2 separate regions of the Homo sapiens genome follow, and region 1 is linked to region 2. Evidence: read pairs that join two places in POLR2A ChIA-PET (ENCODE). Cell type or tissue: PC-3. All regions are shown on one strand. Links, peaks and the distances in the headings refer to the core of each region. The heading gives the core; the rest is flanking DNA. Region 1 overlaps TXNDC5 (thioredoxin domain containing 5). Region 2 holds the start of EEF1E1 (eukaryotic translation elongation factor 1 epsilon 1).

Region 1 (15,099 bases), core at 6,878-14,877, 200 kb after region 2:
CACAAGACCTTTGAGAGGTTGGAATAGCCTGCAGGTTCTTGTTGCAGAACTTGGTATTCTTCCCCAGAGCTCAGTAGAGGCTCACTTGGGAAAGGGATGTAGGGAGGCATAGAGAAAAGGTACCCTAAGAAAAATGGCCAGTTCAGAAATTGTACCTTTCAAACTGGGAGAAACGTTTTTCTCTTAACCTTGTATTCAGGCTATTACTGCGTTTCAGTTCATTTGGAGTTAAATCAACTTTTAGGGCCACTGTGGGTTTATTAACAATGTGTATATGAAGTACATTATGTTTCACATTCCTAAGAACCAACTGACTCGAATTTTTACAACTCCAATGGTTTAGAAATTACTTTGTAACATAAAACAATCAGGCAGTATTAACAGTTTCTCTTTGTTCGGGAGTATTCTCAGCAACTATTTCAATTAAGTGTACTACTTAATTGGAGCCTATTTCAGTGGAATACATCTGTCGATGGGTTTTCTTTTTTCTTTCTTCATTATTTATTTATTTTAGAGATGGGATCTTGCTCTGTTACCCAGCCTGAAACCAGTGGTACGCAGCCGCAGCTCACTGTAGCCTCTAACTCCTGGGCTCAAGTGATTCTCCTGCCTCAGCCTCTGAAGTAGCTGTGACTACAGGCGCAGGTCATCACACCCAGCTTATTTTGTTGTTGTTGTTTTTGTTGTAGTTGGTAGAAACAGGGTCTCGCTATGTTGCCGGGGCTGGTCTCAAACTCCTGGCCTCAATCAGTACTTCTGCCCTGGCCTCCCAAAGTACTGAGATTACAGGCATGAGCCATCGCATCCCATTCTTTACTTTTTTTTTTTTTTTAAAGAAAAACTGACATGCAGATGTAATAAGTCCCCACAGTGCCAAAGGAATTTTAAGTTTAGAATCTTTGCAATAAATACCAGCTAGTCCTGGGCTGAGTGAGAGAAAACTGGCACATCTGGGCACTTGGTATTAAGTAAATTCCTTTTCCATTATATGTGGCTTGTAGACATTTAGCTGGATGCTTCCAGAATAATTAGCTTTATGTTGTTACTTTTTTTTTTTTTTTTTTTTTTTGAGATGGAGTCTTGCTCTGTTGCCAGGCTGGAGTGCAGTAGCGCAATCTTGATTTACTGCAACCTCCACCTCCTGGGTTTAAGCGATTCTCCTGCCTCAGCCTCCTGAGAAGCTGGGACTACAGGTGCGTGCCACCACGCCCAGCTAATTTTTGTATTTTTAGTAGAGATGGGGTTTCACCATGTTGGCCAGGATTGTCTCGATCTCTTGACCTCGTGTTCTGCCCGCCTCTTCCTCCCAAAGTGCTGGGATTACAGGCGTAAGCCACCGCACCTGGCATATTTGTTGACTTCTTGATAGTCTACTACAAATACTTAAACAGAGATATGTGGGTTTCTATGATGGTGTTTAAGTTGGACTTTTAAGAGGGCCCTTTCAGAAAACTGCAGATACTGCAGTAGGGCTCACGAATAGGCTGCCAGGAAAGGAGGCTGAGTGGGCGGCGAGTCAAATGGGAGGTCAGCAGGGGCAAGATCAAGTAGGACCAACAATACCTGGCACAACACTTTGGTAAGTTGTAAGGCTGAGAGCAAGGTGGTGACTCTGGAGGGGTCTATGCAGGAGAGGGAAGGAGGTCCTGGAGTGGTGAGCTGAGCGTTTGGAGCTCAGATAGAAGACTCAGTGGACTCCCCCTCAACACACACATACCTTTTTCCAGTTTCAGCTGCCGTGGAGTGGTGAAAGCCCACGTGTGATTAAGGGGCTGGGGCCCCTGTAACAAAAACATCAATCTGTGTATTTTTGCCCTGCACTTGGCTTCTGCAGGGTTATCCTGCTGCTGTAGATTTTTTGCCAACATCAGGTCACAACTTCTGTATGGCCAGTTTGTGAGTCACCCTGAACCTGGTGACAGTGAGGTCAAGATTTGGACCAGGTAGCTTTGCTCTACTTCTTGGCCACAGGCTACCTTCTGAGTGCAGCTGCCTGTCTCAGAGTTGGGTGCTGTAGCCGCAGGGCCGACTAGATAGCACCTGTGGCCCCATCACAGCCAGGAGCAAGGGCACGCCCAACTTGGTGATGGCCCAGAATGGTCAGTTTTGATTTAGCGCACCACAAACTTATTTATTGTTTATTCTCATTCTTAATCTAATCTTGTGTTTTCTCAAAAAAAAAAAAGGGAAAAAAAAAGCAGTAGCAAAACAAAACCTTGTCAAGATTGCAGAGGAGTTCTAAAGTTCCAGAATGAGCATATCTGATCAAAGTCCCCTGAAGGTCAGAACTGCCCTTGACAGTCCCTTAGGAAGGTGCCTTGTTGGACACCGCCCCAGTCAGTCAGTCAGTCCCCACTGCCAGCGTTTCCTCCAGCATTAGAACTATCATGGCTTCTTTGGTTAAACACCAAATGGACTAGTTCTCAAACCTGTGCCTTTAGACAGCAGGGTCACACTTAATGTAGTCGGAGAGATGCTCATGCCATGAGAAGCATGTAGGAACCAAGGCCTGCTGAGGAACAAAAACCTCACATCTCCCAGCTTGCACACACTTCAGGGTTCTGTGGGAATTGCCTTTTTTTTTTTCTTGTTTCCTTCTCCCCCGCCACATAAACTCACTTTGTTGAATCTACAGAAGTTAAATCTGCATGTATAGTTTCATTGTGCTTTTTTTTTTGTATCTGAGTATCTCATAAAGCAGGGATTCTCTTAGCTGGCCAAGAAAGTGCTGTTTAGGGAAGACACATTAACTTGAAGCAGACTTTTTCAGTGCTACCTTTAAGTCTGTTTTTCTTTTTTTTTTTTTTTTTTTTTTGAGATGGAGTCTTGCTCTATCGCCCAGGCTGGAGTGCAATAGCATGGTCTCGGCTCACTGCAACCTCCGCCTCCCGGGTTCAAGCGATTCTCCTGCCTCAGCCTCCTGAGTAGCTGAGATTACAGGCGTGTGCCACCATGCCCAGCTAATTTTTGTATTTTTAGTAGAGATGGGGCTTCACCTTGTTGGTCAGGCTGGTCTCGAACTCCTGACCTTGTGATCCGCTTGCTTCGGCTTCCCAAAGTGCTGGGATTATAGGTGTGAGCCACCACACCCGGCTTAAATCCTTTTTTTCTTAAGAGACAAAATCTCTGTCACCCAGGCTGGAGTGCAGTGGTGTGATCATAGCTCGCTGCAGCCTCAAACTTCTGGCCTCAAGTGATCCCTCTGCCTCAGCCTCCCAGGTAGCTAGGACTGCAGGTGTGTGCCACCACACCAGGCTAATTTTTTAAAATTTTTTGTAGATGGGGGTCTCACTGTGTTGCCCAGGCCAGTCTTGAACCCCTGGGCTCAAGCAGCTCTCCTGCCTTGGCCTCCCAAAGTGCTGGGATTACAGGCATGAGCCACTGCTACCGACTTAAATGCTTATTTTTGAGGTAATCTGTCAGAAAATAAAAGGAGATTTAACAGATTATTAAATTATTTTGAGGAAGAAGTCACAATTCTAAGCGTTGAGTGTTCATATAAGCAAGTGTGTTTAAAAAAAAAGCATTTTAAAAAGCGATACAGCAAAGTGGTTACATTGTAGGCATCAGTGTGTTCCTGCCATATTAAATAGCAAACAAACCCATGTGTCATAATGCTATGGGATTGTAGTTGAAACCTGGGATAAAGTTTCTAGGGTTGTCTCATTCAAAATTCGAGTATGGCACTGTAGACATACTGTCCAGAGAACACAGCAAGAGCTGTGGTCAGCTGTATGACTTAAGGTCTAGTGTTGGGAAAGATGCTGATATCCTCATGAAATGTGAAGCATGGCAAGAAGCCTAGTTAAGATACTATTTTAAATGATGGGTGATTTTAAAATATTTATACATAACTGAATTCATACAATGAATACTAAGAATAGACATTTGCTTACTTCAACCCTAGAAGTATAGGTGGCCACAAACTTTTTTTTTCCCCTTCTCATTGGAGAAAATTGCAGGTGATTAAATTTTGAGATTGCCTTATGTTTGTAGCCATTTGGTTATATAGTGGAGGAGACTTGACGAATAAAAGTAGCAGATACAGCAGGAAGTGCTAAGCTACTGTCCAAGGGAGGAGTAGAGAGGCTTTCCAGAAGGGCAGGAGAAGAGAATGGGTGCTGAACAGCCCGGGGAGTCAGGGCCAACTTGCTAGAGGAAGTGACACCCAAACTAAACCTGAAGGGCAGATAGATTTAGCTAGGTGGAGTTTAGGGACGAAGTGTCAGAGAGAATGTGTCCCAGGGCCAAGCCAAGCTATAGTCCTTTGGGAACACTGCAGATGCTGCAGTAGGGCTCAGGAGTAGGCCACAAGGGAAGGAGGGTGGACTCTGGGATAGAAGTCAAGCGGGAGGTCAGCAGGGCCAGAACAACTAGGATCCAGAACAACACTTTGCTAAGTTTAATACTGGAACAAGGCCAAGATTTCATGCTGAGAACAGGGCAGTGACTCTGGAGGGATGGGAGCAGGGGAGAGAGGTCCTGGAGTACTGGTCCAGGAGCTGCCATCTGCAATGGTGTAAAGAAAGGACTGAGAGCCCCATTGTCCCCTGGACAGAGCTGAAGTTGTGGGCCAGCTGCCCTGTGACCTGATACTCAATGTGCTTGTACTCTTGCCTTGTTCCAGGTGTGGACACTGCCAGCGGCTGCAGCCGACTTGGAATGACCTGGGAGACAAATACAACAGCATGGAAGATGCCAAAGTCTATGTGGCTAAAGTGGACTGCACGGCCCACTCCGACGTGTGCTCCGCCCAGGGGGTGCGAGGATACCCCACGTAAGTTGGAAGGAAGGGGGCACACTTCCTAGGTGGCTCCTGGCTACAAAGAAAGTCCTAGTTAAACTTTTGGTAAAGGTGTGAAGAGATACTAAATTTAAGCAGGCAGTCCCTGTCATTAGGGAGAAACTGCATTTAATGCTGTGTCTGTTTTAGATGGCTTTTATACTTGGATAACCTTTAATTCATCAGTGTTGGGTTTTCCTGTTTATAAGAGAATGTGTTTGCAAGAGAAAAATGACGGTCCCGCCATGCTAGATGTTCACCGGTACATTTTACACAGTGTGCATGGACTGTCATCAGTTTTGGCTTGCTTTTGCTGGTGACTTATTCGCAAACACCCTTCCTATAGTTCCTTCCCGTGTGACTCCCACAGGGCTGTTCCTGTTGGAAAGAAAGTATAGAGTCTGACAGACGATGATACTTACTTCCTTGACAGTTAAGAATTTTTTTGGTTATAAGAAATAGAAATTGAAATGTTCTCAATTCTAGAAATAGAATTGTTCTCTTATTAAACAGAAAGAAAGGACTATTTAAAAGGCTGTGGAGGAACCTCTGAGAGCCAGCTCCAGGGGCCTGGGGTCTGTTTCTCCTGCACCTCCCTTGAGATGACGGCTTTCCAGGCCTGTATCTCTGTTTGCACAGAAGGGCCCACCACTGACTGGCCCTGCTTGGCTGGAATGTTCGTTCCAGGAATAGTCACTGTGGCCAGGGAAACAGGAGCTTATAGCAAGACACATGCCCATTCACACCATGTGCCAAGTGTTGGAGGGAAAAGCAGTTCTTCAAAAAAGAGAAGAAGCTGTTTCTGAAGGAGGTGGAGGGATTGCCACGGTCACTTCCTTGCTGTTTGTTTCAATTGAGGAATGAAGTCAATTCTATACAATTTATTGCTTAATTGAATAATATAGGGGTCCATCAATAAAGCAAAAAATTGGAGCTTATATTCAAACCTGGGAGGCAGAAAAGTGGAGGGATCTCCAGGCTTGAACCTAGAAGTCGTAGTCAAATCCCAGCTCTACCATTTACTTACCACCCAGCTCTGACCTCATCACTTAACCTGTAAGTAAGGTGATCCCCCAAACATTGTTACAGGACTTACATGGAATGTGTGCAGACACCAATCTGAGCACACCCAATACATGTTAGGGTTTTCCCTACCATTTGGAAATGTGGGCGTTTCCACAAAGGACCCTGGAATTCTTGGTCTTTGGTGACTGCTTGCTAATGTAAGTGCCATAATTTGGGTTTACTTTAAATCAGATCAATGGAGATAAAATTGCTTACTATCTGTATCTACGTAAAAGCATTAACTATTCTATGCTTTATAGTATTGCATTGAAAGTATGGATCAAGAGCATCCCAAAGAAGCAGGTAGTGAGCAGAGATGAGGGCGAGGAGGTGAATGCTTACCTGTTGAGAAACTGTTGCTTTCAAAGTTCAGGGGCAGCAGGGGTGAGCTGGCTGTGGTGTCTTTCCTCTTAACCTGCTGACCATCTGTGGCCTGAGACTATGTGCATCACACACCATGCCACAGGGAAGGTGACACAGGACCTGTAATGGAGCTGAGAGTGGTATGTGTTATGGGGCTTCAGAGAAGGAAGTGAAGGCTTCCACCTCAGCCTGGCCATAACAGCTGTCAGCTGCAATATCAGCTACTCCATAGTTGGTATTCACCAAAAACCATCACAAATTTAAAAAGTCACAAATGTAAAAAGTCACAAATTTAAAAAGGCCCATGTTGGATCATGTGTTTAGATTTTTAATGAGAAGAGCTGGTCTCCCCAAGTAAACCATGGCTGGTTTTGTGTTATTAAAAAGAACAAAAATGAACGTACACCACACTGAACACAGTTTGGGAAGGAACCTCTGTGACCATCACTGCCCTGCAGAAGCTCCAAGAACAGATTATTTTCCCCCCGAGAATGCAGGAGGTGGAATGTGCTGTGTGCAATGTGGTCGCACTGGGGCATCTGTAGATTGACTTGAGCGAGCTTTGACTCCTCTAAGACAAGTGCCCATCCCATAGAGTGGTTGTGAGGCCCGAGGCAGGTGACGACTGTACCTGCCTGAGTCCAGGCATGTGTCAGGACATGAGCTTTCACGTTATTCTTTCCTGGCAAGTGTAACTGGAGTAAAGGATTGGAGGGGCAGGGAGTTTGGGCTCCCACGCTCCCTAGAGATGGCTGGCTGTGCTCAGGAAAATGTTTTGAGGTCTTCCTGTTGGGCCAGTCATGAATCATTACAGCAGGGCAGGACTGACGGGGGGAACTACCTGTGTTAGTTTCCTAGGCTGCTGTAACAAAGTTCCACAAACCGGGTGGCCAGAAACAATAGAAATGTATTCTCTGCAGTCCTGGAGGCCAGAGGTCCTAAATCAAGGAGCCAGCAGGGTCATGCTCCCTCTGAAACCTGTAGGGGAATCCTCCCTTGCCTCGTCCTGGCTCCTGTTGGTTTCCTGGTCATCTTTGGCGTTCCTTGGCTTGTAGATGCATCACTGCCGTCCTCTGTCCTCACATGCCCTTCTCTCTCTGTGTGTGTGTGTCTCTCTGTGTCCAAACCCTTCTTACAAGGACACCAGTCATGCTAGATTGGGGCCCATCCTAGTGACCTCATTTTAACTTGAATATCTCTGTAAAGACCTTATTCTAAATAAGGTCACCTTCTGAGATTGATGGTTATGACTTACACAGATCTGTCTTGCAGGACACAGTTCAACTGATAACACTGTCTACGGTAGTAGAACTTTCATCATGCTGTTTGCCAAGGCAGTACCTACATGGGGATTTTCTCCCTGCAGTCTCCTTGAAAAAGGAGACTCAAATGCCCATGTGGAGGCTTGGTAATAGCGGAAATCTGGGGCAATACTTTGTTTGGGCTTGTACCCTGTGGCCCAGTCTCCATCACCTCCCTCACCCCTGTCGACAGTGAGAATTGAAGTCAGATGTCCCAAACTCACTGCAAGGTCTGGACCAGAAGTGTCCGCTCTGTCCCTGGGCTCTGTGAACTTACCGAGGAAGAATCTCAGACTTCCTGGGCAGGTTAGAACGATTATCAGTCCAACAACAAGAAGATGGTTTTTTTTAAATTATTTGTTTTGCAAATGAATAGCAAATTACAAAAAAATCATAGGCTAGGTCTTACTGTATTTTACTTTTAGCAAAGACACAAGTGTGACCGTCCCTGGTCCTTTCTGATGTCTTGAGGATCCACCCATTTCCCTTCCTGAAGAGCGTTAGCGGGAGGCAGAGCCGTGCAGGAAGCAGTTTCTGTTTCCAGGTGCGGAACACACCTTGTGGGAGCCTGGGGAGGTGCCAGGCTAGGTGAGGGCAATCATCTTTGATACCGCAGATGTTGCAGTTGCTTATCATGTTGAACTTCGTGACGTAGCCGGTGTACTGGCCAAATCTAGTTAAGTTTTGGCTGTTTTTTGTGGTTATGAGAGTCTGAGCTGCTGAGGAAGCTGGGTGTATATTCTGCACTGGAGACACATTAGGGACCCTACCTATGCCCCATCATACCATCTTAGGTTCTGGGTAAGGCCAGTATGCTGATACTAATTTCAAAGCCTAATCTAGCCATGTGACTTCATTTTAAGGAGAATTAGCCATTTTTTTTTGGACTGAATGTGTGTGTACCCCAGCATTCATAGGGGAAATCCTAATCCCCAATGCTGGCAATAGGAGGTGGGGCCTTTGAGAGGGAGCAGGTTATTAGGGTGGAGCTCTCATGAATAGGGTTGCATACCTTATGAAAGAGGCCCCAGAGAGTTCTGTTTCCCCTTTTGCCATGTGAGGGCACAGCAAGAAGACACCATCTGTGAACCAGAAAGCCCTCACCAGACACTGACTCTGCTGGCACCTTGATCTCAGACTTCCCAGTCTCTAGAGCTAGGCGAAATAGATTCTGTTGTTTCTAAGACACCCAATCTGTGGTCTTCTGTTACAGCCGTTGAACTAAGACACTATTCAAACCTTCATGTCAGATTTTACATATGTTGCCGTCTTACAATTCTGATACCGTACATTGGGCATTTACTCACAAAATCCACATACGCGCTGTAGAAGTGGCAGGGGTGTTTAGATGAGCAGGCTTGCTAACAAATGGTACTCTGTATTTCTTTTTTCTTCTATTGGTAGTCACATTTTTGCCTATCCTTGACACCTTCTATGAATTTTTATCTAGAGTATTAGAGCACGTTTTCCCGTGACTGCTGGAGGGATACAGGAACTGAGTGTTAATTTCATCCTCTGGTGATGTCTTTTGCTTATGGTTAAAGGACCTACTCCCGTATCCTCTCTGCAGATTCCTTCAGAGGCCAACATTTGTAGGAAAAAGAAAAGATTCCTTCTCTATGGGAAGGTGAATGGACAGCATCAGTCAATGTCAAGGATGTTCTTATAGCTGGAAACTTGAATTCTCACAGTAACTGGATATTCAGGCCTTGTAAGAGTTGAATACCTGCCAGGTGGCCTGGAAGAATACCTTAATTGCAAAACAACACCGTGTCTGCTCCAGTCCTAATTTGAACACAGACAACAACTGCTGAAGCCGGGAAAGCATAACAGTAGCTTGCAGGGAAGGCCCGAGGCTGCTGCAGAGGAGCACTGAGTACTGTAGCTTTTGAGGCCTCAGTCACAGCAGCGGGCTGGAAGTTTTCACCTCATTTTAGTTTTCCTTGAATAAAACCAGAAACTTCTGAAAGTTTAGGATTAACTGAATGTATTATCTCCTGGAACGTTATGTTTGTTTCCTTTTTATCAGAGAGGAGCAGATACATGCCTGGCTGCAGCCCCTTGACAGCTCATTTTCTGATTGTTTCACTAAATGAGTTTGCTCTCTGATAAGACAACTTTCTTTTTGCTCTGTCTAATCCTTTGTTATTCTTTCAGCTTAAAGCTTTTCAAGCCAGGCCAAGAAGCTGTGAAGTACCAGGGTCCTCGGGACTTCCAGACACTGGAAAACTGGATGCTGCAGACACTGAACGAGGAGCCAGTGGTGAGTGTCTACCTCCTTCCCTCCCTCCCTCCCTCCCTCCCTCTCTCCCTGCCTACATCTTTGGGGTAATATGTAACGGGGCAGAGGCCAGTTGAGGTTAATGATTAAGGCTGCCATTTTAAAGCAACTCTACTTTTTTTGGAGCTTATTGGTATTACAGGTAAAGATGAACTTTTACAGAAACTTTTTGGTGTGGAAATACCTAAATGTGCACAAAAGTCAAGAGAAGGCTAAACCCTGAGTTTCAGCAGTTACCACCATTTTGGTGTTTGTCTTCCCCACCACCCTGCGCCTTGTTTGGCTGTAGTCAGTCTTCAGGGAAGTCACTTGTGTGGCCTCACAGATAAGCACTTACTCTTTGTTAACACTGCCACCCTGCCACTGTCACAGGTAATACAGTTCACAACTGTACCCCAGCATCAGAGACTGACTCTGGACCACCTGGGGTCAGGGCTGGGCCCAGCCTAGAATCTCCTATCCAAGCCAGCACTGGAGCCTCCTCCCATCCCCCCGACCTTTGCCCTCCACCACCTGCAGCCCTCTGGCTCGGGCCTAGCCCGACAGCTGTACCCGTAGGGTGGATCCTTCCTTTTCTTCTCGGTGCTCAGTCCCCGAGTCTCTAATGGGCTTTGCTTATAACATCATTTTGTACCATTAATACTCTGTGTCTTAATGCACTTCCCTTACTAAGGCTAATATCAGGAGATTGTAGACTCTTAGAATATTATGTACTAAAAAGGATTTATAATCCTCCCCCTCCCCAGTTGATGTTGGAAGTCTTCACTTTTTTATAAATCATCATGATCATAAACCACTGGTTAAGTGTTCCTTTGTGGGTGGTGCCTTCTGATTAATGCCGAGTGCTCAGGTCCCTGGATGCCGGGTAGACCTGGTGGGTCATGCTGCTGTGTTGGAGAGGGACTGGAAAAACACTCGTGTTCCTACACTGTAGGATCCTGATGAGCTAGGAAGAGCATCTGAAGTCTTTGTAATTTCAATTTCAACAAATACCTAAGACTACCTTCTTGTATCAGCTAAGCGCCCACTGATTTGAAGGTGGTCTGTGGTGGTCCTTTTGGAGCTTTGCCGCTTACTGTTGCCAGTTTCCAGTGTGTCTGTGCGGCTCTTCCGCTCTGCCCCATCTTCTCTGATGACCTAATCAGAAACTTGGCTGCTGATTCAGTGCTTCCATCCCTCACCTGCAAAGACTCTCTCAACTCGGCTGGGTGTGGTGGCTCATGCCTGTAATCCTAGCACTTTGGGAGGCTGAGGCGGGTGGATCACCCAAGGTCAAGAGTTCAAGACCAGCCTGGCCAACATGGTGAAACGTCGTCTCTGCTAAAAATACAAAAATTAGCCAGGTGGTAGGTGCCTGTAATCCCAGCTACTTGGGAGGCTGAGGCAGGAGAATCACTTGAACCCAGGAGGCAGAGGTTGCAGTGAGGCGAGATCATGCCACTGCACTCCAGCCTATGCAACAGAGCAAAAACTATCGTGGAAAAAAAAAAAAAACTCTCTGAACTGTATGGTGGAGACTGTTGGTGTGTGATGTTATGTCGTTGAACCAGAGACTTACCTAACTTTAGCTAAAAGAACCACAGACCTCTCAGGAAATTTGCATCTTTGTCCTGGCAAGAAAGCTGAATGAGCAGGTGTGACTTTCATAGTTTTCAATTGGACATTGTTTCCTTTGTGAAAATATTCTCTTTGTGGGGACACATATATTGGATGGTAGCAAACCAATTTTAAGGAGGAGTTAATAGCCTCAAATAAATTTCACCAAAAAAGCCAGTCTTCTATGATGGCTTTATTCAAGAAACCAGCAGCCAGTATCAGGACGGCAGAAAGACCTCATCTCATGGCCCATTTCCCTTAGTGGAGGTGGCGGCCTCACCTGCAGGTTGGAAAGGGCTGAGAGGCTGCGTCCAGGCTCTGCAAGGGACTTTCTGTCTCCTCAGTGTGGGAGCAGGATGGCCGCGTGTAATCCCCCCATGCCACCCCAGAACCACAGTCACCAACTTGCCATATTTTAGTGTCTCCAGCAATAGCAGGCCCCAGATAATTGCCAGAAACAATGACAATGCGCCTTATTGTGGAAAAGTTTAAGTATATACACTTTATACTGCAAACCAGAATTCTCTTAGCTTTTTAAGTGAAAACTTTAAAAAAAGTTCTTTATCTGTATACCTAAGTAACTTAGTACATACATTTTTTAATATTCACGTGGGATAAATTTAGATTTTTTTAAGTGTTGTGGCAATATTCAAGAAACTCAAAAGACAATTTGTCACTTTGTACATTCTACTGCAATTTTTGTATTTCCATGTTTGCTTCTGTATTTTTTCTTGAACAGTTATACAAACATGTTTCATCTCATTAATGATTTTATATATTTATGTGGTCTTTATGTTGATCATGTCTTATATTATTTTATCATGTGGATTTGCCATAATTCAACTCTAATTCTGTCAGTGGATATTTAGGTTATTTATACCTTTTCCATCATCAGTAATGATGTAGGGAACAAGTTTATCTTTGTAAAGGACTTTCCACCCCCCCTTCTTTTGAGTGATATTTTTAGAATATAGTATTCCCAGACATAAAATTATAAGGCCAAGAATAAAAAAAAAGATCATTTTTATGGCTCTTGATGAATATAGCCAGGTTTCTTAAGCACCATATCAGCTTATGCTGCCACTGTAGGGCAAGACGTGACCTGTTTCTGGGATGCACTGTGGTGTTCCCATGCCGGGGGACTGCTCTGGAGTCTGCCAGGAACCCAGGAAGCAACTAGAGGCCCCGCATGTGCCATAAATGAACACTTCATACTGAAAGGCCCTTGAACATCTCATGGAGAGTGGCACACGGTATTTTATTTCACCTTATGTGCACCCATTGACTGTTCACTTAGCCATTCTTCCCTTGGGCATTGTTTTGTGTGGGTATTTAGCACTTTGAAAGTCTTGACGCGCTGGCAGCAGAAGGGAAACTTTGTGGTTCTTTATGATTCCAGCCCTGCACAGCTTTGAACTGTCAGCACCTTTAAAGCCTTTAACAACTTAGCTTGGATATTCTTTTTAATAGGAATATGAACCCCCAGATAAAAGCTGAGTAATATACACTTAATGTGTCTGCAGCAGAACACTGATTCCATTATCTTTCCCTCATTTCTGGTTACTTTGGTTGGAAGCCACAGCTGTACCTGGTCTGAAAAGTTGAGAAATGTAGGATTGTGACTAGACAGCTGCACACATTGCTGTCTGCTTGGGTCCTGGCAGAAGCATCTTTTGAAAAGCCCCTTTCCCCCTCTTTCTGTATGAGACTTAGTCATATGAATTACATTCTTTCTTGAAGGTGCAGCTTATGTTCATGCCATGGTTTTCTCTCTGTTGCCTTTCATTCACCTGCATTTTCCTTCTCATCACCTCCTTTTCTCTCTGATCAGTCTTCCACAGTTGTGTCTTCCTCACAGTTTTCCCTGTCATTTGTGTAAAGTAAGGATAACCAGGCCTTCCTGGTCCCTGAGTTTCTCATTCTCAGCTTTGTCCATTTTGCTACCCTCGTGTCTGTTTGTGTGTTTTTTGAGGAAGAGTCTCACTCTGTTGCCCAGGCAGGAGTGCAGTGGCATGTTCTCAGCTCACTGCAGCCTCCACCCCCTGGGATCAAGTGATCCTCCCACCTCAGCCTCCCAAGTAGCTGGGACCACAGGCGCACGTCACCATGCTCAGGTAAATAAAATTTTTTTTTTGTAGCGATGGGGTCTCACTCTGTTGCCTAGGCTGGTCTTGAACTGCTGGGCTCAAGCAGTCCTCTTGCCTCAGCCTCCCAAAATGCTAGGCTGTCACCTAGGCTGGTCTTGAACTGCTGGGCTCAAGCAGTCCTCTTGCCTCAGCCTCCCAAAATGCTAGGGTTACAGGCACGAGCCACTGCGCTGGGCACTCTGGTGTCTGCAAGTGCTGACCCCTTCAGAATACGTCCATTGGGCGTTGTATTTTGTATTCTTTGTGAAGTATCCAAGTACGTTTCAAAGAAGAGGACAGGGTATAGGGTAAGACTGTCCTTTGCATTGTCTGCTTTGTTTGGTTGGGTTTTGGGGTAGGGACAGCTATCACTTGGCTGCCCTGGAGACTCAGACCTAGAGCTTTCACTGAGGGTGAGGCTGACGAGGGGGCTTTTTGCTGAAGCTTCCAGAGGGCTTGACGAGATCAGTTCCTGACCTGGCCTCACTCAGCACAGCAGCATCGTACAAGGGTTCCAGGTTGTTGGGTGAGGGAGGCATCTGCAGGCGGTTCCCCACAGACACAGTCACCTCCTGGATGGTTTCCCTGTGTCTCCACTGACACACCCATGACTGTTTTATTTCCTCCTGTTAGACACCAGAGCCGGAAGTGGAACCGCCCAGTGCCCCCGAGCTCAAGCAAGGGCTGTATGAGCTCTCAGCAAGCAACTTTGAGCTGCACGTTGCACAAGGTAAGGGGGACGTCCTGATGCCAGCTTCAGAGAATCACTATTATTCCTTGGCGTGCTGGGCTTTTCCTTCCTGCTACTCAAGGGCTCTTAGATAGCAGCATCAGTGGCACTGACAAAGGGTCACTCTAGAGGAGCTGTTGGGACCGTTGTTCAGTGCACCTCCTCTAAAACATGAGTTCTCCTTTTGTCTGTGCCCTTATAGAAACGCCGAGTCTAATGCTAAGCACACGTGACCCGCACACTAGCTGGACAGTGCATCCTTGGCTAAGAGTGTTTATTGACAGACTCACCTCGCTTGATTGCTCTTTACTTTATTGCACTTTGGAGATACTGCATTTTTTTACGGATTGAGGATTTTGGCAGCCCAGCATCTGGCAGGTCTAGCGGTTTTTCCAGCAGCTTGTGCTTACTTTGTATCCCTCTGTCAGCATCTTTTTAGCAATAAAATATTTTTTAATTAAGGTACATTGTTTTTAAAGAAGTAATGCTGTAGCACATTTCATAGACTATAGTGTAAACATAACTTTGATATTCACTAGGGAACCAAAAAATTTGTGTGACTTGTTTTATTGTGATATTATCTTTATTGCAGTGGTCTGGAACCAAACCCACAGTATCTCGGAAGTATGCCTGTGTATTAATGATAATCATATGCTTAATGACCTCAGGCAGAAACAAAAGCTTCTCTCTGTCTAAACAGAATTTAGATTGGGCACAGTGGCTCATGCCTATCATCCCAGCACTTGGGGAGAACAAGGTGGGATGACTACTTGAGCCCAGGAGTTCGAGATCAGCCTAAGCAAGACCTTGTCTCTACAGAAGATTAAAAAAAAAAAAAAGGCTGGGTATGGTAA
Region 2 (13,941 bases), core at 5,942-13,941:
TGTGACACTGCACTCCAGCCTGGGCCACAGAGTAAGACCCTGTCCCCAAAAAATAAAAAAATAAAAAAAGAACTACTTTGGACCCTACAGTGAAAATTTATATAAAGCATGTTTGTGCCCAGTTAGCCAAAGCCCAGTTTCAGATGAGTAGTCTTCATCCCAATGTTCAAATGCCATTTTAATCTCAAAAAAAGCCTGAAAGCAAAATTTTTCAATGTGAAAAAGACCCTCATCTACTAAAGTTCCTCATAAAAGTCCATCTACTTTCATCAGTATATGTATTATATATGCTAGTGCATTTATATAAGACAAATAATGTTGACCATATATATCCACATTCGCTGAAAGCCAAGGATTAAACTTAAAAATTGGCACTGATCATAATGTTGCAGCAACTGACTAAATGCTCACCAGACCACTTCCCTCTTCTTCCCATATCCATCAGGTTTCCTGCAGGAAACAGAATCTAACTCTGATGTTTCAAGAGGCTCTAAAGAAAGGACTAGATATAGAAGCATGGAAAGGATTAAGAAAATCAATCCGGGAAGTTGAGGTGCCCAGGGACTAGCGAGAATAGAAAGCCATTACCACTTCTAGGTTACCAACTGCTCTCAGATAACACAGCCTGTTTTCTGGTCATTCCACCAATAGGGTACAGACTTCCTCCCAATCAATAGATCAGATATGGAGACTAATGACCCTCCTTCATGCACCAAGAGGGTAAGAAAGAAAGTCTATTACTAACACACAGAGCACTTCTGGGGAAGGGCAGGTGCAAGCTGTCATGAAGCTGTGGGGTTCAAACATCAAGAGGTCAGGAGCTTGGGGTGGGGAGTTCCTTACATGAAGTCCCAGATGTATGATGGTGGGCAGGGCAAGGGTGGATGGAGGCCTAAATGCTGTGAACAGTCAAACATCACAAACGGAGTCAGACTCTACTGCACAGCCAAATGCAGGAAGGGAGAAAGGCAATAAATACTCCAAACTCATGCTCTCCAATCTCTTAACTGTGCCTCTCACACTGAACCTATCTGGAAGCCAGAAGGTAGGAGACTCTGGGTAATGTCATCCACAGACTCAGTCTTCTGTGTCAAAGAGCAGGGCCAAGGAGAATGGGAATAAAACTGGGGCACAGGTGCAGAATAACAAGCAGACTGACGGATCAGATCACTTCACTCAGCCTCCCTTTAGCCAGGTGTGTCTTCCTGACTGAGTTTCAGCCAATGAGATCTGGACAGAAATGATGTGCAACATTTTCAGACCTAGCCCATAATACCTAGTGTAGTCCTCAACGGTCTCCCTCTTGCCTCATCTATAGTTCAAATGACAAGAGCCTAGGGCCCAGAAAGGGACTTTGAAGCCTTAGAGGATGATGAAATCACTAGACTGGAAGTCTGAGTTCCCAAGTGACTGGCAATCAGAGACCCACATTGAACCATGGCATGAGTGTTCTATGTGCTAAGCCTCTGAGACAGTGGAACTACTTGTTATCAAGACAACTATAACTAATACATACATGAATGTTATAGAGAAAGAAAAAGTCTAAAGTGAACTGAAGTTTACAAAAGATTCTAAGATAACTCTTTAAAAGCCATTTTAAAAATTATTAGCAGAGAAAGGCCATGAGAGAATAAGTTACCAACTTGGGACCAAAGTTATCAACCTTCGTTTTACAAGCTTTGCCCCTATACTTCCTGGCAGTATTACTGAAGCTGTGCTCTATTATATGGTAAAAAGGAGACGAAAATAGCTTTGGGTAGGAAACCAATAGTCCCCGTCACAGATGGGAACACGTGGGGCCCTTCAACATCAGCATGTGGATGGCTAGTCCTTGAGCCTATATATAGCTTTGTTTCTCTTTCTTTTTTTTTTCTTCCTTTCTATTCTTTGTTTGTTTTGTTTCTTGGGTTTTTTGTTGTTGTTTTTGTTTTTTAGGACAAAGTCTTGCTCTGTTGGCCAGGCTAGAGTGCAGTGGCTATTCACAACCACAACCATAGCTCACTGCAGCCTTAATCTCCTGGGCTCCTGCCTCAGCCTCCCAAGTAGCTGGGACCACAGGTGCATGAAACCATGCCCAGCTACCTTTGCACCATTCTAAAACCCATCTTCTTTCTTTCTTTTTTTTTTTTTTTTTGTTGTTGTTGCTGTTGTTGTTGAGACAGGGTATCACTCTGTTGTCCAGGCTGGAGTGCAGTGGCATAATCTCAGCTCACTACAACCTCTGCCTCCAGGGTTCAAGTGATTCTCGTGCCTCAGTCCCCCAAGTAGCTGGGATTACAGGCGTGAGCCACAATGTCCAGCTAACTTTTGTATTTTTAGTGGAGACAAGGTTTCACTATGTTGGCCAGGCTGGCCTCGAACTCCTGACCTCAAATGATCCACCTGCCTCAGCCTCCCAAAGTGCTAGGATTACAGGCATGAGCCACCGCACCCAGCCCCATTCTCTTTCAACACTCCTCTGTCCCTCTAATATTTTGCCCCAATGATTACTATTCATTAACCTTCATTCACTCATTCTAGAAATATTATTGAATGCCTACTCTGTGTCAGTTGCATCTCAAGTGATTTAGAGTCTATTTGGAAGAGTCCAAAATGTGAATAAATAGGTGCAATGAAGTATGGCAAATTTCTTTGTAGGGAGCAAATACAGGGTTCAGCAGAACCCAAAACACAGAGTGACCAGCGCTGCCTGGGTTGGGGGTGAGGATAGGAAGGGATTAGGAAAGTCTGCAGAGAGAAGGTGACCCTGAGCAGAGTCTGAAAGGAAGTAGTTCTCGGGGCACATGTCCCTTCAATGGCCTGTGCTGCTCTTGAACAGAAAGAATTAGCCTGTCACCAGCATGCTGGCCCCAGGCTGACTCTTCACCTGAAGGGTGGCACCGAGGACATGCTCCGCCCTTGAGCCTTCCTCCAGGGAGTGTGGAGAAGACGTTCTGCTGCTAAAAATCCTGTGACTCTGCTGTCATTGTCCCCAGGGCTGTGGTTGGAGCTGTGCTGACAGCTCCTCTCTCACACCTCCTCTGCAACAATCTCAGTGACACTGTGCAGCAGGGTCCCCAGCATGGCTCTCAAGCCAAGATCCACCCAAGCCTTGATGAACTGGAGTCCCCCAAGATGAGCCTGGAGTTCTAAATTGAGTCGCCGCTGAGTCGGAGAATTAGGAGGCTATAGAGAGGATGTCGGGGCAGGACTCAAAATCTGGGGGATACTTTGTTCTTTTCTAAGGTATTTCTCTATCTGTAATGCTCTGAAGATTCATTTTCTTACACTTCTTGGAGCCTCAATTTCCTCATCTATAAAATGGGGATAACAATGGTATCTGCTTCAAAGGCTGGTGTGATAATTCATGAGTTAATACAAGAGCTTAGAACAGAGTCCAGCACAGAGCAGTGATCAGTAAGTGTTTGACAGCCGGATGCCGAGAGGGAGGAGAATGAGGACGATGGCGATGATGATGGTGATAATGTAATAAATGGCCACTTCCTGAGCCCAGAGAAGGTGGTTTGGGGGATCAATGAATGTTTGGGAGACTAGCGAAAGAAAATGATTTTTCTTTCAGTACATTGGTTGTCCATTCCTGACTTGTAGTTTTGAGTCATTTTCATTTGCACTGGTCAACCGTCAGATAAGGGATTTTTAATTTTTGGTGTTTAATGTTTGCTTAAAGATGAGACTGTGTAATATCCTCACAGTTCTCATGTTACTTGTTTTGACCCATTGACCTAGCTTTCCACATCATTCCATATGTTTGCATGATTCTTTATTCATTCGGCAAATGAATGTATCCAGTGATCACTCTGTTCCAAGGCTGGTGCCTGGTGCGATGACTCAGTAATAAACAGGATGCAGTCTGTGTGCTCAGTCAGCATGCCGGCCAGGGCAGGCAGATACCAAGAAGGTAGCCTCAGCACAGTGGGGTCTGTCTTGTGGCAGGAGCATTCCCAAGGCTGTTATGAGTGCTCAAATTCAGCCCTAAGAGAGGAAGCGGGGCATTCCTGCTGGAGTGAACCAGAGACAGAAAGGCCCAGAGGCAAGAGAATATTTTGGGCTCCCAGGAGCTGTGAGGAGATGGCCAAGGCTGGGGCAAAAAATGCCAGGCAGGAAGTGTCTAGAAGTGAGCATGAAAAAGTCAACAGAGGTCAGGTTATAAAGGACCTTAGCTCCCAGATAAAGGAGGCTGGACTAAATTCTAAGTGCCATGAAGAGCCACAGGCATGTTTTCTGGAAGGAGTGACCAAATAGATTGGCAGCTAAGAAAGATCACCTGAGGCCAGGCATGGTGGCTCACACCTGTAATCCCAGCACTTTGGAAGGCCAAGGTGGGTGGATCACGAGGTCAGGAGTTCAAGACCAGCCTGGCCAACATGGTGAAACCCTGTCTCTACTAAAAAATACAAAAAATTAGCTGGGCGTGGTGGTGCGTGCCTATAATCCCAGCTACTCAGGAGTCTGAGGTAGGAGAATCGCTTGAACCTGGGAGGCAGAGTTTGCAGTGAGATGAGATCACACCATTGCACTCCAGCCTGGGTGACATAGCAAGACTCTGTCCTCCGCATAGAGATAGGTGTATATAAATGATTGTAGATAAGAATTGGCTCACACAATTATGGAGGCTGAGAAGTCCAGTGATCTGCTGTCTGGAAGTTAGAGACCCAGGAAAGATGCTGTGATATGGTTTGGCTGTGTCCCCACCCAAATCTCATCTTGAATTGTAACTCTCACAATTCCCACGTGTTGTGGGAGGAACCTGGTTGGAGGTTATTGAATCATAGGGGTGTGTCTTTCCCATGCTGGTCTCATGACAGTGAATAAGTCTCATGAGATGTGATGGTTTTAAAAATGGGAGCTTCCCTGCACAAGTTCTCTTCTCTTGTCTGCCGCCACATGAGATGTGCCTTACACCTTCCACCATGATTGTGAAGGCTCTCCAGCCACGCAGAATCGTAAGTCCCATAAACCTCTTCCTCTTGTAAATTGCCCAGTCTCAGGTATGTCTTTATCAGCAGCGTGAAAATGGACTAATACATGGTGGTACCATTCAAAAGCCTGGGAGCTGGACAGCAATGGTAAAGATTCCCATCTGAGTTTGAAGACTTGAGAACCAGGAGCACCATGGGCAAGAGAAGATCAGTGTTCCAGCTCAGCAGTCAGGTCAGGAGTAAATATCACCTTCCCTCATACTTTTGTTTTATCCAGGTCCTCACAGACGGGATGATGCCCACCCACGCTGGTGAGGGTGATCATCTTCATTCAGTCCACCAACTTAAATGCTCATCATTTCTGGAAACACCCTGACAGACACACCCAGAAATGATGTATTACCAGATATCCAGGCATCCTGAAGCCCAGTCAAGGTGACACATAAAATTAACCATCAAAAATAAAGGATGCCCAGAGGCCTCTAAAAATTTTTAGAGGCATCGTTCAAGGACCCTTCCAATCCAGCATCTGCTTACCGGTCTAGCCTGAACAGTTACTCCAAAGAATCATGCTCTCTTCCACTTTGCAGCCTTTGCATATGCAATTCCCATTGCTCAGAACTCTCCCTCAGTTTTCCACCCCACCACTCACCTGACCAACTCTTGTTCATCCTTCAAGTCTCAACTTGAACACCATGACCTCTTGGAAGCAATCTTTTTTTTTGAGATGGAGTCTCACTCTGTTGCTCGGGCTGGAGTACAGTGGCACAATCTTGGCTCACTGCAACCTCCACCTCCCAGGTTCAAGCAATTCTCTGCCTCACCCTCCTGAGGAGCTGGGATTACAGGTGCCCACCACCACCACAGCTGGCTAATTTTTGTATTTTTAGTAGAGATGGGGTTTCACCATCTTGACCAGGCTGGTCTTGAACTCCTGACCTCGTGATCTACCCAACTCAGCCTCCCAAAGTGCTGGGATTACAGGTGTGAGCCACCGCGCCTGGCCAGGTGCCTTCTCTGCATTCTTATCATGCCTTCCACTTCCTGATCTTTGCCTTATCGCAAAATTGTTCTAGTGTCTTTCCTCTCAAGATACTCTAAGTTTGATGGGAGTTGTTCATCAATGTGTCCCCAGTGCATTGTACAGTGCCTGGTGCATAGTAATGGCTCAATAAACAAGCGTGGTAAGTGCAAGACATACATAGATATGAGAGGTATCTATAGAGAGAACAAAATGCATGCATAGCACCTGCATCACTTCATTTACCACATATTTAATATCATTCACACCTAAGTTTAAAACCCTATCATATTCTGAAATAGAAAGTTAAACTCTTCTAAAACTGAAAATTTGCAGATGATGGCACTGCTAAGAGCAATCTGATACAGTAACAGTTTCTGGCATATGCAGCTCATTTTAACAGATGCCCATATGACATACAGAAAGCTGTCAGGCATGCTCCAAAAAGAAAAGCCATCCAGTTTATGTTCCACTTGCCAAATTAATTTCATTTGACATTTAATTTATATCCTAAGGTACTGTGGATTTAAAACTTGACTATGATAATAGCAGATTAGAGAAGTGTTCTATTTGACAAAATCAATTCATCAAGTTACTTTTATTATGAGTAAGGCTGTGTTGATATAGATATTTCAGATCAAATATGTAGATCATCTAAAAATACATTTATTGATTATTTCTAATAAAATATAAGCTTTCTCCTCTTTCTTATGTCTAATGTTAAGTGAAGTAAAGCTTGCACCTGCTCACCGTAACAACAGAGAAAGGAGACATTAGAAAATCAGAACAGTGTGGATTTAAAAGCCAGGAAGCAGAGTTGAAATTCTGCATCTGCCATAGGGGGTTTCAACCCTGGCCACATATTAGACTCAGCTGAGGATTAAAAAAATAATAATAATAGCACCCAGTCCCACCCCGGATAAAGTGAATCAGAATCTCCAGTATGGCATGGATTTTTTTTTAAATCCCCAGATGATTCATGCACAGATCTATTAGTTATGTGAATTTGGGCATGGAATTTAATACCCATAGTATATAAAATGGAATGTAGTAGACATTTGCCACAATCATGATGTGACAATCCACTTAAAAAAATTAACAGTTTATTAGTTGGAACCAGACTTGAAAAAAAGATTTATATATTGCAATTGGTTGACAGTTCCCTTATAATGCTTTCAACTTACAGGTTCACTTCTCTCTGCCTCTTCTTTTTGCTTTGCAATTTACTTGTTGAAACAACTGGATCATTTGTCCTATAGTTTTCATGATCTAGAATTTGCTCATTGCATCTCCATGACATCATTTAACATGATCCTCTTTCCTGCTATTATTTCTTGTAAATTGGCTGTTAGATCAAAAGGCTTGGTCAAATTCAGATTCGATTGGCAAGACTGGGTGATGATGTACACCTCTCTCAGAAGCAATTTATGTCTGTTTGTCTCTGTTTTTATGATGTGAATAGCTATTGATAATTGTCACCTAGATTCATTATTATATCCGTAGCTGCAAAACAATAATATTCTATTGTTCTGTTTTTATTAGTTAGAATTCTATAAAGACATTTTTCCTCATTAGAGTTTAGTTTCCCTGAGATACAGTTTACATAGGATAATCATGAAAAAATATATTGGTTTCTTCATGTGTTTTCTTTATCCTTTTTCAAAATAATGAATTGGATCTCTAGTATCCTCCAAAGGTAACGAATGAGGGTTATTTTGATTTTGTTCTTGTTTTTTTTTTAGTATCATTATGAACTCATAGACTTAAACATATTCAACATGTTTCAATTCATTGCAATTATTCTTATCGACTCTCAGCTTGTAATGACTATTATTGACCCTCAAGTGATCTGATCCTACCCTTTGACTCCCCTCATTACTCTTAGATACTTTCTTTTCTTTCTACTATAACTAGATGGTCCAGACTGATCTCCCCGCAAGGTTTGGATTCAGCCGGTCTCCAAAGAGCCCCCATTTCTTTTTGTGGGAAATAGTATTTGAAACCAGAATCTGGGTGCTGGGGTGCTCATTGCTACTGAGTTGTCCTTGTTTCTAGGCCTTTTAAGTAAACAGAGCTAGGTAGGAAATACTTTTCATTTTCCTTAAGATAAAAGCGTCATAAGTTCATATTGATATTACAATTCAAATTCAGGACCAGAAAGTTTTGATTTAACCTCATCTACCTTACAACTCCTCTTTTGGGCAACACCAAACACCCAACTTTCCAGCAACACCACATGATTGCATCTTTGCTTTATTCCACAGTACATATACAGCACCATACCAATGCTGACACTGCCAAGATGCTAACCAAACCAACAAACAAAAAGAACCAAAAACAGGTTTTCATGAATTTTGTCCTTAAAGCATATCTTACTAAGAGTATACAATTAAATGACTGTGCTATAAAGTCACTTAAAAGAGGTCCACACTGGGTGATGATGTCATCAATTTGATGTACAATATGCTTTGTTCTGCTTTCAGTTTTTTAGGGATTTCTTTTTTAATTTGATATTTCTATAATTATGCAAAGGCCAAACCTTATTTTCAATATACCACCCATTGGCATTGGATAAATGTTAATTTTTTTAAAAAATGTTTTATTACAAGCAAAAAGTGTACCTAAACCCTGAAAATGGATATGTGAATTATCTTAGAGGGTTGGTCTTTTAAAAAGTAGTAGAATAGTCATTCCATTATCTGAATATGGAAAGTAAAACAGATAATTTAGTGCCTAACAATCCACTTATACTGAAATTTCTTTTGTATTTTGTTATGTTGATTTGGCAAAAGTTTCTTTTCCTTATGTTTACTTCTGCTGACAGAGTAAACTCATTAAGTATTCTGGGATAGGGAAGGTGTAACACAGTAACAACATTCCCCACTAAACTTTGATATTTCTGATTCAATGATGAGTTACCTTGTAGGATTGTTCTATTTCTCTCAGACTAATACACACTTTGTTTATTCATTCTTCAAAGTGGAAAATATTTTGTATTTTCACAAATCTTTTGGAAATATTCAACATATACTACTAATTTTCTTTCTTTCTTCCTTTCTTTCTTTTTTGAAGATACAAGAATGTAGCAAGTTAGTGGGGCAAAGTTATGCACCTTGTTTATTTATATACCAAAACTTCATAAATTATGTAACCAGCCTTCTGGTACTGCAAAAAAAGATCATTAATGCCATTAATGGCTTATTTCCTTGAGCTGTAATTATTTGACCCCTATCTGACATACTCCGTGTTCTGTGAATAATCTTTAAATGTATAATTCTACTGCTAGTGTTGAGCTGTAGATCAACAGTAGAAAAACCAGTTTTTCGAATTCACCACTACAACACAATTAAAATCCTCATGAATTATGCTACACGTTAGAAACTCCTAATGGACTGTGAACTTTTTGCTATTCAATTTGATTGTTCAAATTTACAGATTCCTGAACCAAACTAAGGCAAATTTCAGTTCCCATCATATATAAATTCTCTTAGACTAGCAAATGAGTTAACGAGTTACCGCTGGCAGCCATGTCAATAGATTGCCATTTAGAGATCCAGATCCAGTCTACTGCAGCCACCGAAGCCCGGCCTTGGGGCCTTTCTACCAGTAACTAGCTCCCCAACAGTTCGAGTGGAAATTTACCATCACTTCTCCACCTGTCTCACACCCCGCCCTCAGCCCCGCCCCTTCCACCGGCCCCGCCTCCTGTGCTTTGGCGCGCGCTCTCCACGCCCCTTCCGTTCAGCCAATCGCCGCTGAAGTTTGCAGGAGTGGGACTTCTGTTTCCACCAATGCGGGAGGTTCTTGTTCTGCAGGTCTCGCGTCTGCCAGGAGCTACGGCCGGAAGATGGCGGCGGCCGCAGAGTTGTCGCTACTGGAGAAGTCCCTGGGACTGAGTAAGGGGAATAAATACAGTGCTCAGGGCGAGCGACAGGTGAGAAGGAGAGGCGGCGCGGAGGGGAAGAGGTGGACGGGAGCGGGGCCTGCCGAGCCCTGGCAGGACCCGGGCCGGCCACCAGATACGGGCGGAGTGAGGATGCTGCTACCCAGCTCCCCACGTGTCTGCGCCGCTAGCCGGCTGGCGCCTCTGGGCCTCGGCCCCTGCCATCCTACCTCCTGGAGGGAGGGGTTAACCAGCTCAGGTTGGGCTTGGCCTGAACTTCACCTCCTGGGAAATTGTCATCATCCCATTATGAGGAAACAAAACCAGTTGGAGGAGGGTCCTCACAGGGCTCTTAGACCAACCTGGAATGTATTCAGTAACTGGCTTTTTTTTTTTTCCCGTAATCGCACCTTTCATTCAGTTATTGCGCAGCGACTCCGTTATAGCTAACAGGGTGCCAGGTAGCACCGTGCTGGGTCTGGGGAATACAATGATGATTTAGGGGAACATGCTTCCTCCTCTCAGGCAGCTTGCTTTTTGGCCAGGTGGACAAACATTGCAACCATTTAAATTGGAAGAGTGCCACGTTGCACCATAAATGGCAGAGAGAACACCTAAGGAGTCTTGGCCCAATCTAGGGGATTCGGGGAAGGCGTTTCTAAAGCCTTGGATTATCAGTTTAAGTGTTACGACCCACAGTGAATGCGGGAAACATCACAAGGTATGAGATTGCCTGGTTAGGCACTGTTAGAACGTTTGTGTTTTATAGTTGTTTGTCGTAGAAGGAATGTATTAGAGAAGGAAATTGGTTGTAGGAAGACTACTTTGGATATATGTTTTTTTTGCTCCTTTGAGATTTTTTCCAAATGATGTTTGGTTTTTGTCTTTAATTTTTTCTCTTCTTCATTTGGTCCATGTGAAGATCTTGTCTAGAAAGTAGTAGTATAGTTTTTATTTAAGTTAACCTGAAGCCTAGAAAGGTTAAGTGTTCAGCCTAAGATCAGCCCTGTGATTGGTGGCAGAGTAGGCGTTGGAGCCAAAGTGGCCTTCTTTTGGTGTTTCCTCTGCCCCAGTGATAATTCCGTCCCTTCGGCCCCTACTCCCTAGCTTAGTGTATATATTATATAATATATATGTAGTATAAATATAATATATATGGCCGAGTGGACAAACATTGCAACCGTTTAAATTGGAAGAGTGCCATATATATATATATATATATATATATATATATATATATATTTTTTTTTTTTTTTTTTTGAGACAAAGTCTCACTGTGTCGCCCAGGCTGTAGTGCCATGGCATGATCTCGGATCACTGCAACCTCTGCCTCCCGGGTTCAAGCGATTCTTCTGCTTCAGCCTCCCAAGTAGCTGGGGTTACAGGTGTTCGCCACCACGCTCAGCTAATTTTTGTATTTTTAGTAGAGACCGGGTTGCACCATGTTGGCCAGGCTGGTCTTGAACTGGTGACCTCAGGTGATCCACATGCCCTGGCCTCCTAAAGTGCTGGGATTACAGGCGTGAACCACTGTGCCTGGCCTAGTTTATATTTTTTAGGGACCATTGCCAAGATATGAGTATTATCTAGTATGAGAAACAATCATCAGCAAATAATTTAAAGCACAACATAGTAAGCACTTCATGGACTGTCGTGGGTGAGCAGCAACTCTCTGGGGCTGGTGGCGCCAGGGTAAGAATTTACCAGGACAGCTGTACGTAAAGAAAAGCAGATTTATTAGAGAAAGTATGAAAATATGTTGCAAGAGTGCAACAGGCAAGTTAGTAAGAGAGGAGCTAACTGCAAGGAAACAAAGGCTGGCTGGGGATTTTACGGAATAGTACTTCAGTTGTGTGCTGAAGAGGGGTTTGTGCAGTACTGATAACACCAAGGTTGCAGTGAGCTAACTTGAGTTTTCTATCAGCCGAAGGTCCGGTGATAGCTGGACATGGAAAGATTGTTGAGTTATTTGTGCAGAAGGGCTGTGTCCTGGACCATGAAGAAAGGCAGACTTGTAGCTTATCGCCCTTCTCTTTTTGCTTTCCCTTGGTCCCCTCAACCTGACTTCTTTTCCCTAATTAGGACTCCATATGGAGCAAAACACTGTTGAGGAGTGTGAAAAAGGAAGTTAATTCTGACTATAAAAGTGGATGTATAAACTCATGGAAGAGCTGGCATTTAAGGGATTATGCTTTGAAAGATGTGTAAAACCAATAAATTATGAAGGATTGGGAAGTTTAGGGCAGTAAGTAAACCAATATGAGGAATGATGCAATGCAAGGTAAACCCCAAATTACAGTTTGAGGCCCAACTGTGAAGACTTCCGAGTTCAGAGTGTGGTTTTTAATTTAATTTTAATTAAAGCATTTTAGCAGTTAGCAGCTAGTGAAAGTTTCTGTTTACTTGTATGGGGAAAGGGTTGGCCATATGTGATAAGATTCAGCCATTTTTTGAGAAGACAGCTGACAGCAGTGAGCCAGCAATAAGGCATTCTCTGCAACATTACCAATCATAGTTTAAAAATTGAAAGCAGTTCAGAGATCCTTATCTAGGATATTGATTCTTTAAATTATGGTACATCAACACATTGACATACAGTCACGTGTTATTTAAAGACAAGGATACATTTCAAGAAATGCATTGTTAGGCAGTTTCATCATGTGTGAACATTATAGAGGGTTCTGTTTTTTTTTTGTGTGTGTGTGTGTGTGTGTGTGTGTGTGTGTGTGTGTGTTTTTGAGGCGGAGCTTCACTCTTGTTGCCCGGGCTGGAGTGCAATGGTGCGATCTCGGCTCACTGCAACCTCTGCCTCCCGGATTCAAGGGATTCTCCTGCCTCAGCCTCCCGTGTAGCAGGGATTACAGGCATGTGCCACCACGCCCGGCTAATTTTTGTATTTTTAGTAGAGACGGGGTTTCTCCGTGTTGGTTAGGCTAGTCTCATACTCCCGACCTCAGGTGATCCGCCCACCTCAGCCTCCCAAAGTGCTGGGATTACAGGCGTGAGCCACTGCGCCCAGCCTTAGAGTGTTCTTAAACCTAGATAGTTTATCCTACTTCACAAATAGTAGGTATATGATATAGCCTATTGCTCCTTCAGGCTACAAACCTGTACCGCATGTTACTGTACTGAATAATGTAGGCAGTTGTAACACAATGGTAAGTATTTATGCATCTCAATATACTGAAACATAGAAAAGGTACAGTAAAAATACTTGATTATAATCTTAAGGGAGCACCATTGGATATGCCATCCAGAACATCGTTGACCAGAATATCATTATGCATTGCACGCTATTGCATATGCAGCCATTAAAAGTCATTACTTTGAAGACTATGGAACCTTAAAATGAATGTGAAAATAGTATGTGTCTCATAAGAATTGTGTATTTTAGGGTATGTAAAGGAAAGAAAATGGACGTTTAAGCCAATAGGACTTTATTCAAACCCTGGCTCTGCCATTGCAAACCAAGCAACCTTGGTTTTTATTATCTGTAAAATGAGGATGAGATGACTTACCTTATCTTAGAAGATGTAATGATTAGATGAGAACGTAACTGGGAATTTTTTTGAGAGCATGCTTGGGTTGTGGATAATTTATTTTTACAAATAATTCTCTTTAGAGTTGGTTGTGTCCCCTCCGCCCAGCAGTTGTGAGTCCCTTGATTTCTCTTTTTTCCTCAAAATATACCATACATTCAGTACACACATGTTGATGTTACCACCAAGTTCACACACTCAGGTAACCACCCAGTCAAGGAGTAGAACATTACTGGCACCCTTCGGAGGGTTCCATACTGTTTTCTTTCAATACATTTAATTTATTGGTGATCTTAGAGCTTGTGGTTTCATTTGAATTTAAGACAAAAGTGAGAAGTCAAGGAGCTATGAATAGTGAATGGAAAGTGAAAAGAATTTTACCTCCTTTACTTTGAAGTTACCTCCTTACTTTGAATCTGTATCCTGTAGAGTATTAATCTCCTTGTATACTTCACCAAGTCGTGTTGATGTAGATGTATGAAAATGCCTTGCAAAGTATAAATCACTATAGAGAACAAGATAGTATTTCGGCCGGGCGCGGTGGCTCACGCTTGTAATCCTAGCACTTTGGGAGGCCGA

The links. Peaks named below come from ENCODE experiments on the same cell type or tissue, not always from the same donor. Only the 100,000 strongest peaks of a DNase experiment are listed, where the experiment ranks them.
Region 1: POLR2A ChIA-PET joins it to region 2 with 20 read pairs; 3 of 35 experiments call an interaction of 5 or more read pairs at or near these places.

Annotation. Positions count from the first base shown.
Region 1 is chr6:7,894,252-7,909,350 of GRCh38, reverse strand. It overlaps TXNDC5 (thioredoxin domain containing 5), which reads left to right. Exons shown (of 10, transcript NM_030810.5): 2 at 4,628-4,777; 3 at 9,670-9,775; 4 at 14,149-14,245. BLOC1S5-TXNDC5 (BLOC1S5-TXNDC5 readthrough (NMD candidate)) reads left to right here. Exons shown (of 13, transcript NR_037616.1): 5 at 4,628-4,777; 6 at 9,670-9,775; 7 at 14,149-14,245. Among named protein-coding and RNA genes, the nearest start is that of TXNDC5, 9.0 kb to the left of the region's middle. In PC-3, for the core only: a CTCF peak has its summit at 10,174; no DNase peak of the experiment used is centred there.
Region 2 is chr6:8,098,368-8,112,308 of GRCh38, reverse strand. It overlaps EEF1E1 (eukaryotic translation elongation factor 1 epsilon 1), which reads left to right and starts at 9,761. Exons shown (of 4, transcript NM_004280.5): 1 at 9,761-9,874. The coding sequence starts at 9,788. It overlaps EEF1E1-BLOC1S5 (EEF1E1-BLOC1S5 readthrough (NMD candidate)), which reads left to right and starts at 9,714. Exons shown (of 7, transcript NR_037618.1): 1 at 9,714-9,874. RefSeq lists silencers at 2,984-3,176, 9,509-9,708, 9,849-9,968, 10,177-10,362. In PC-3, for the core only: no CTCF peak of the experiment used is centred there; a DNase peak (open chromatin) is centred at 9,698; H3K4me3 peaks cover 2,946 bases; H3K27ac peaks cover 1,261 bases.